Regions from separate parts of the Mus musculus genome. Here region 1 is linked to region 2. A link is a contact called in ENCODE POLR2A ChIA-PET data. All regions are on one chromosome and are shown on one strand. The core of a region is the stretch at or near the end of the contact, and the rest is flanking DNA. Distances in the headings are between cores, read along the strand shown. Region 1 holds the start of Tbcc (tubulin-specific chaperone C). Region 2 holds the start of Ptk7 (PTK7 protein tyrosine kinase 7).

Region 1 (2,700 bases), core at 82-2,581, 260 kb before region 2:
ATCAACGGTAAGAACAGCAAATCCCTCAAAGCTCCTCCATTCTCCCCCTAATTCTTCACGCTGTCATACTCAAAGGGAGGCAGGGGAAGGCCAAACCAGCAAAAGTCTGTTACACTGCTATGAATTTAATAGGACTCACAGGAGGGGAGTTTCAACAATTTCTAACCCCTATCACCGCAAACATAAGACAATATCAGGTAAACCGAATGGGACATCACACTGAGTGTGGCCAGTGCTCAATCCCACTGGATGTCTCTCTCCTCTTCAGGAAGAATACTCCAGTTTGGGGAGGCCACGTTTCGGGCCAGCCAGTTGAAATCATCAACCTGGTCCCAGTTATTTTTGCTCCTATCTAAACCGGAGTCCTGGAAGTCCTTGTCGATCCCCGGGTAGCTCCAGGTGTAAGGGGCAAACTGGATGCCGCTGCAGTCCTCCACGATAGCCCTGCTGGTCACTTGCAAGAAGACGCGCGTGTCTTTGGTAGTGTGCACACGGAGCTGCTGGCAAGCCACAGCCAGGACGCAATCTCGACAATCCTCCAGAAACACAGAGGTGGTCACTGGGCCGCAGAGCACCTTGCAGCCGCGGGCCTTCGCAAGCCGCAAGGTGTTGGGATTGCCACACAGTTTGACAGTGCAGTTGGTCAGGTCGCTCAAAAGGACGTCGCGCTGGTGCAGCTCTTCAGCTCTCTTCTCCAGGTCTTGGGACTCCAGGTTGGAGAAGCCACAGGCCCAGCTGGCCCCGGGAGCTCCCTCCTCCTCCTTGGTCACCGGTGGAGAAGGGGCCGCCGAGGCGACGGGTGCGGCGTCTACCTGGGCGGTCCCCGCAGCATCCTTCTTCCGTGCCTTGAAGGCGAAGCGCTTCTTGGGCTGCAACTCCTGGCGACGTTCCGTTAGGACAGCCTGCAGCTGCGCCAACGCCGCCTGGCCCTGCCGCAGGTCGTAGGCGGCGAGGAAGAGCACCGAGTCGTTCAGGAGCTTCCGCAGGCCCTGGAGCCGGTTGGCCGCCTCTTCCAGCCGCTCCGCCGACGCCTCGCCCCGCAGCAGCTCCTCGACCGCTGCGCGCTCCCGGGCGAAGGCGGCGGCGAAGAAGCCGCTCTTCTCCTCCTCCACCTCCTGGTCCTGCCGCTTCTGCTTGCGTCTCTCCACCTCTATCTGCCTCTCCTGTTCGCGCCTCTGAAGTCGCTCGGGCACCAGGCTCAGGTCCCGCGGGGAGCCAGCGGCAGCGTCGGCCAGAGCCATGGAGCAGTCCACACCCTCCATCTTGACTCCAGGCTTCCTCCCCCGCCGCCTTGCCTCCGAGCGCTCGCTCTCCGCGCGAGGCCTCCCACCAACGCGCGCTGTGATTGGCCAGCTGCGGTGACGTCAGCTCCCTCCATATTCTCCTCGCCTATTGGTTTCTTCGCGTTGGAGGGGCGGGAAGGAGGGCGGGGCCGGCTGACAGGAGGGGGTGGGGAGACAAAGGTCCTGGTGGATGGGTGGGGTGGGAGGCAGTCGGGTGAAGCTTTTTTTTTTTTTTTTTTTTTCTTCTTAAAGGGGCAGGACTTATATCCGGGATTGTGGGGTGAGTTGCAGCAGCGGCAGCTGCACATGTGGGTTTGTTTATAAGAACAAGGTTAGAAACTCGCAGGCCTCCCCCTCCCCCCAGCTCCTCCCTGCTACCCCCTTACAGGCCGGAGATCTGCTGCAGGGTGGTGGGGAGGAATCTGTGCTTGTGGTGTTGTGGGGGACAGGTAGTGCGAGAAAGATGGAGGGGGGGGTTATTGCACCTCCCGGACCGCGTCGGAGGAAGCTGCAGCTGGAACAGCTGGCCAGGGAACCGCTTGCATGCCTCTGGGTTTTTTTCTTTCTTTCTCTCTCTCTCTTTTTTTTTCCCTTTCCCTTTTCCCTTCCATCACCTCTTTGCTCAGCCGGTCCCTGCCGCCCCGGTAACCCTCATCCTTCCTGCCCTCCCCCATCCACTGCAGCTCGGCGCGGCCTGGGGGCGTCTGGGTCCCCGTGGGCAGTTACTGGGGCGGGAAGAAAGCGCAAATCACCGCTATGGGAAAGACTGGGTTCCTCGCTGGAGCGGGCTCCGGGGTTCCTGGGGGAGTCTAAAAACAGATTATTTTTTTTAATGGCCAATTGCTGCAGTCGGAGGGGGGGCGGGGGAGGATGACATGCCACCCCCACCGTCTTGCTCCCTGACGCGGTGGCAGCCACTCCCTGCGCAGCTGGCAACCGCTGGCCGCGCGGGGCTAAGACCCTCAGCCGGAGCGCCTCGCTTCTCCCTATAGGGCCGGCGGTCTTTAGGAAGGCGATGGGGAAACGGTACATTATTTCTAGAGGTGGTGGGAGGGATTTGTCACCGGAAGTGAACGAGCCTAGCCTAAAGTCCAGACCAACCCGAGGTGCGAGTGGGCAGCCAAGACCGTGCAGTCCCTGGCAGAAGCCCAAGGCGGCGGCCGCCGAGGACTCGGGTGGCATCCTCGCGTGCTGCCTTCAGCCACCGTGCCTTCTGGACTCGGTGGCCCATACAGTTCTCGGTTTCAGCCCCATCTCCGCCCTTGTTGCCAACCTCCATTTTTGTTCTTTTAATTGGGATTTTTTTAACTGCCCAAAATACTCATTTGAAAATTTACCAATATGCCTGCGTTTTCCTGCAGATAAAGATGGGAGGAAACGAGAGCCATTCAATTAAGTTGGCATTAAGACTTGAGTT
Region 2 (2,700 bases), core at 129-2,628:
CTTCCCTGGGAACCCCCCTTCGGAAGGGCCCTCAGGATAACATGATCTCTACTTTGGAGTCCTCTAGAGTAGCTGACTGAGGCTCCCAAGGTGGGAGAAAGTGGGTCTGCACCTCAGGGATGCGCCTGATGCTGGCTCTTCTGTCAGTTTGGGGCTGGCCAACTGGGCTGCCTTGCCCTGGTCTCTTTTACCCTCTGCTGCCTCACTACAGGTCCACATATTTCACTGTTTCTTTAATAAATGAACCAGGTAACATTTTGTGTTCGGAGTCTTCATTGAAGACGTTGTTCAGGACCCTTCCTAGAAGGATGAGGGCAGTGGTAGTGTGCAGGACTGTTGAATTCTTGGCTCAATGGTTCCCTCCGTGTTTGTACCCTCTTTAGCAGGGCCTGGAGGAAGACTTCTGGGGGATGGGGAATGAGGCACACAAGAAGAAGGTGCTGTGGACGGGGTTGTCAGGGACATGTGGTGGCCATGTGGCAGGACCCTGGAGTCCTGGCGCCACTTCTCCTGCCTGTGAGGCCCTCTGTGGCTTCCTTCCCCCCTCCCAGCTGCTTGGGGGAAGGGAGGTCTAAGCAGGCCTGGGGGGCCCTCCAGAGCCAGAAGGGGGACAAGGCGCTATCCATCCTCTCTTGCATATCCTGGAGGCCTGTCAGCAGCTGGGGCCCATCTTCTAAAGCTTGACTTCTTCTGACCCGCCTCCCACACCCCTTGCTGCTTTCACAACAAAGAAAGAATGTGGGGGTGGTGGCGCTGGGGGTGGAGGGTGCCTGGAACAAGGGCTGCGTTGGGCCTCCCCACAGCTGGAGATTTGGCCATGCCCTGACACAGCCCAGACTGCTTGGAGATGGACTTGGGATGTATGTCTGTTTAATAGCTCTCGCTGGGGGTTGGAGCCCAGGGTTTCTACCTTGGGTTCAGATTTGTCCAGTGTCACGCACGCCCCTCCCCCTCCCTGGCTACATCTGTTCCACCGGGCACCACAGCTGTGCCCTCCTTGTCTTCTGAGACATCCTGGCTATGTCCTCCTTGCCTTCTTCTGAGACACCCTGCTGGTCTGTCTCATGCAGCACTTTGGGTTGCTTAACTCCAGCAACTTGGAGAATTCTGGGCAAACTATTGCTCCAGATCTCCAGGTAGGTTCAGAGGGCCTAACGGAGTTCTGAGAGTCACTTTGGTTCTCTTGCGTCCCAGTGGATAGATTAGGCGGTGGGAACAACACCCAGGTCTCCGGCACTCCCCTAAGACGGCCACTGCTGCTCCCCCCCCCCCCCATCATTCCCCAGATCCTTCTTTCTATTGCCAGCTCCTCCCCTCGACGGCGGGGAAGGGGGCGTCAGGGGGCGGGGCGCCGTGCAGGCGGAGAGGAGGGGGCGTCGGGGGCGTGGCTTGGCTGCGGCGGCGGCGCGCTCGAGGGCTTGGATGTACGGGGCGCGCGCGGCTCCAGCTCCGGACGCCTCGGGCTCGGGCTGTAGCTGCTGCGGCGGCCCCCGCGCTCCGGTCCGCGCGCCCGCTCGCCGTGTGCCTTGAACCTCGCTGCTCGTCTGCAGCCCGCCAGGATGGGAGCCCGCCCGCTGACTCTGCTCAGAGCCCTGCTTCTGCCGCTGCTGGCCGGTGAGTCCCCCGAGAACCGGGAGGATCCGAGCTGTGCTTTGAGAAGCGCGGGAGTCCCGGGGGCTGGAAGGGCCCTGGAGAGGTGGGCTGGGCAGTTGGGGAGGTGGAGAGGCTCGCTAGGGGCTCGAGGATCCTGGGTTGGCGACGCCCCCTACGCGGTGGCGACACGGTGCACTGGGGCGCGGGGACGCGTTTGCTGTGAGTTCTCTCCGCCCGATCCGAGAGTTTGCTCGAGCGTTGCCCGGAGTCGCTGGCTCCCAAGCTCTGCTAAGATCTCCCTTTTGGAGAAGCAGTGCCCTCCCATCCCGTGAAAAGGTGCGGACGCGGACACCCAGGAATGCCCCGGGCCTTGGAGCCCAGATGAGGGGGATAGGCCTGGCTCCCGATCCCGTCCGAGCTGACATGGGGCGCGCCTGGCGCGGAGCTTTGTTACCTATGCCGGCCCGACGCGCCCGGGTCCCTCCCTGCAAGTTCCGGGGCAAAGCTGGAACCCCAGATGGCCCTGCGGGTGAGGGCAGGTTAGACTGAGAAGTGCCTAATCTTCTCCTCCAACTAGGCCTTGAGCCTACTCGGTGCCAGGGTCGTATCCCTGGAGCGGAGGGTCCCAGGCTGTAGTGGTGACTAATGAGTGAAGGCCGCTGCCAAAATCGGGCATGGCCGGCTTGCCAAGGTGCGGACGGGCTTTGCTTTGCTGTTTCCTGGATTTCCATCCTGTCCGTGTGTCCGTGTTCTCGGAGGAAAGGATTGTCTCTCTTCCTAAGGGCAGAAAGGCAAAGAGAGAGATAGAACGAGAGAGAGAGAGAGAGAGAGAGAGAGAGAGAGAGAGAGAGAGAGAGAGAGCGCCCAACTCTGGCTTTTCGTGAAGGGTCTCTCTACTTTGGTGAGGGTGTGGCCCCCCCGCCCCCCCCCCCCATCTCCAGGGCAAACAAGGGGCACCCTGTCCCGCAGACTTTTATTTCCTGGCTGATCACACCTGAGAGTCGGTCACAACTAAGGTGTTGTAAGTGACTTAACCGGAAATCGCCAAGCCACCCATATACCCAGTCTGCTGGTCCAAATGACTCCCTCCTTACCTTCCAAGACAAA

What was found. ChIA-PET counts read pairs that join two places held with the same protein, here RNA polymerase II (POLR2A).
Region 1: POLR2A ChIA-PET joins it to region 2 with 10 read pairs in Patski. The contact joins the promoter of Tbcc here to the promoter of Ptk7 in region 2. POLR2A ChIA-PET finds 5 or more read pairs at or near these places in 3 of 5 experiments (Patski and embryonic stem cell).

The regions. Positions count from the first base shown.
Region 1 is chr17:46,889,252-46,891,951 of GRCm38, reverse strand. Tbcc (tubulin-specific chaperone C) reads right to left here and starts at 1,331. Exons shown (of 1, transcript NM_178385.3): 1 at 1-1,331. The coding sequence starts at 1,262. The coding sequence ends at 237. It also overlaps a transcript of Bicral not described here.
Region 2 is chr17:46,628,182-46,630,881 of GRCm38, reverse strand. It overlaps Ptk7 (PTK7 protein tyrosine kinase 7), which reads left to right and starts at 1,378. Exons shown (of 20, transcript NM_175168.4): 1 at 1,378-1,614. The coding sequence starts at 1,560. It overlaps Klc4 (kinesin light chain 4), which reads left to right. Exons shown (of 16, transcript NM_001357130.1): 16 at 1-253.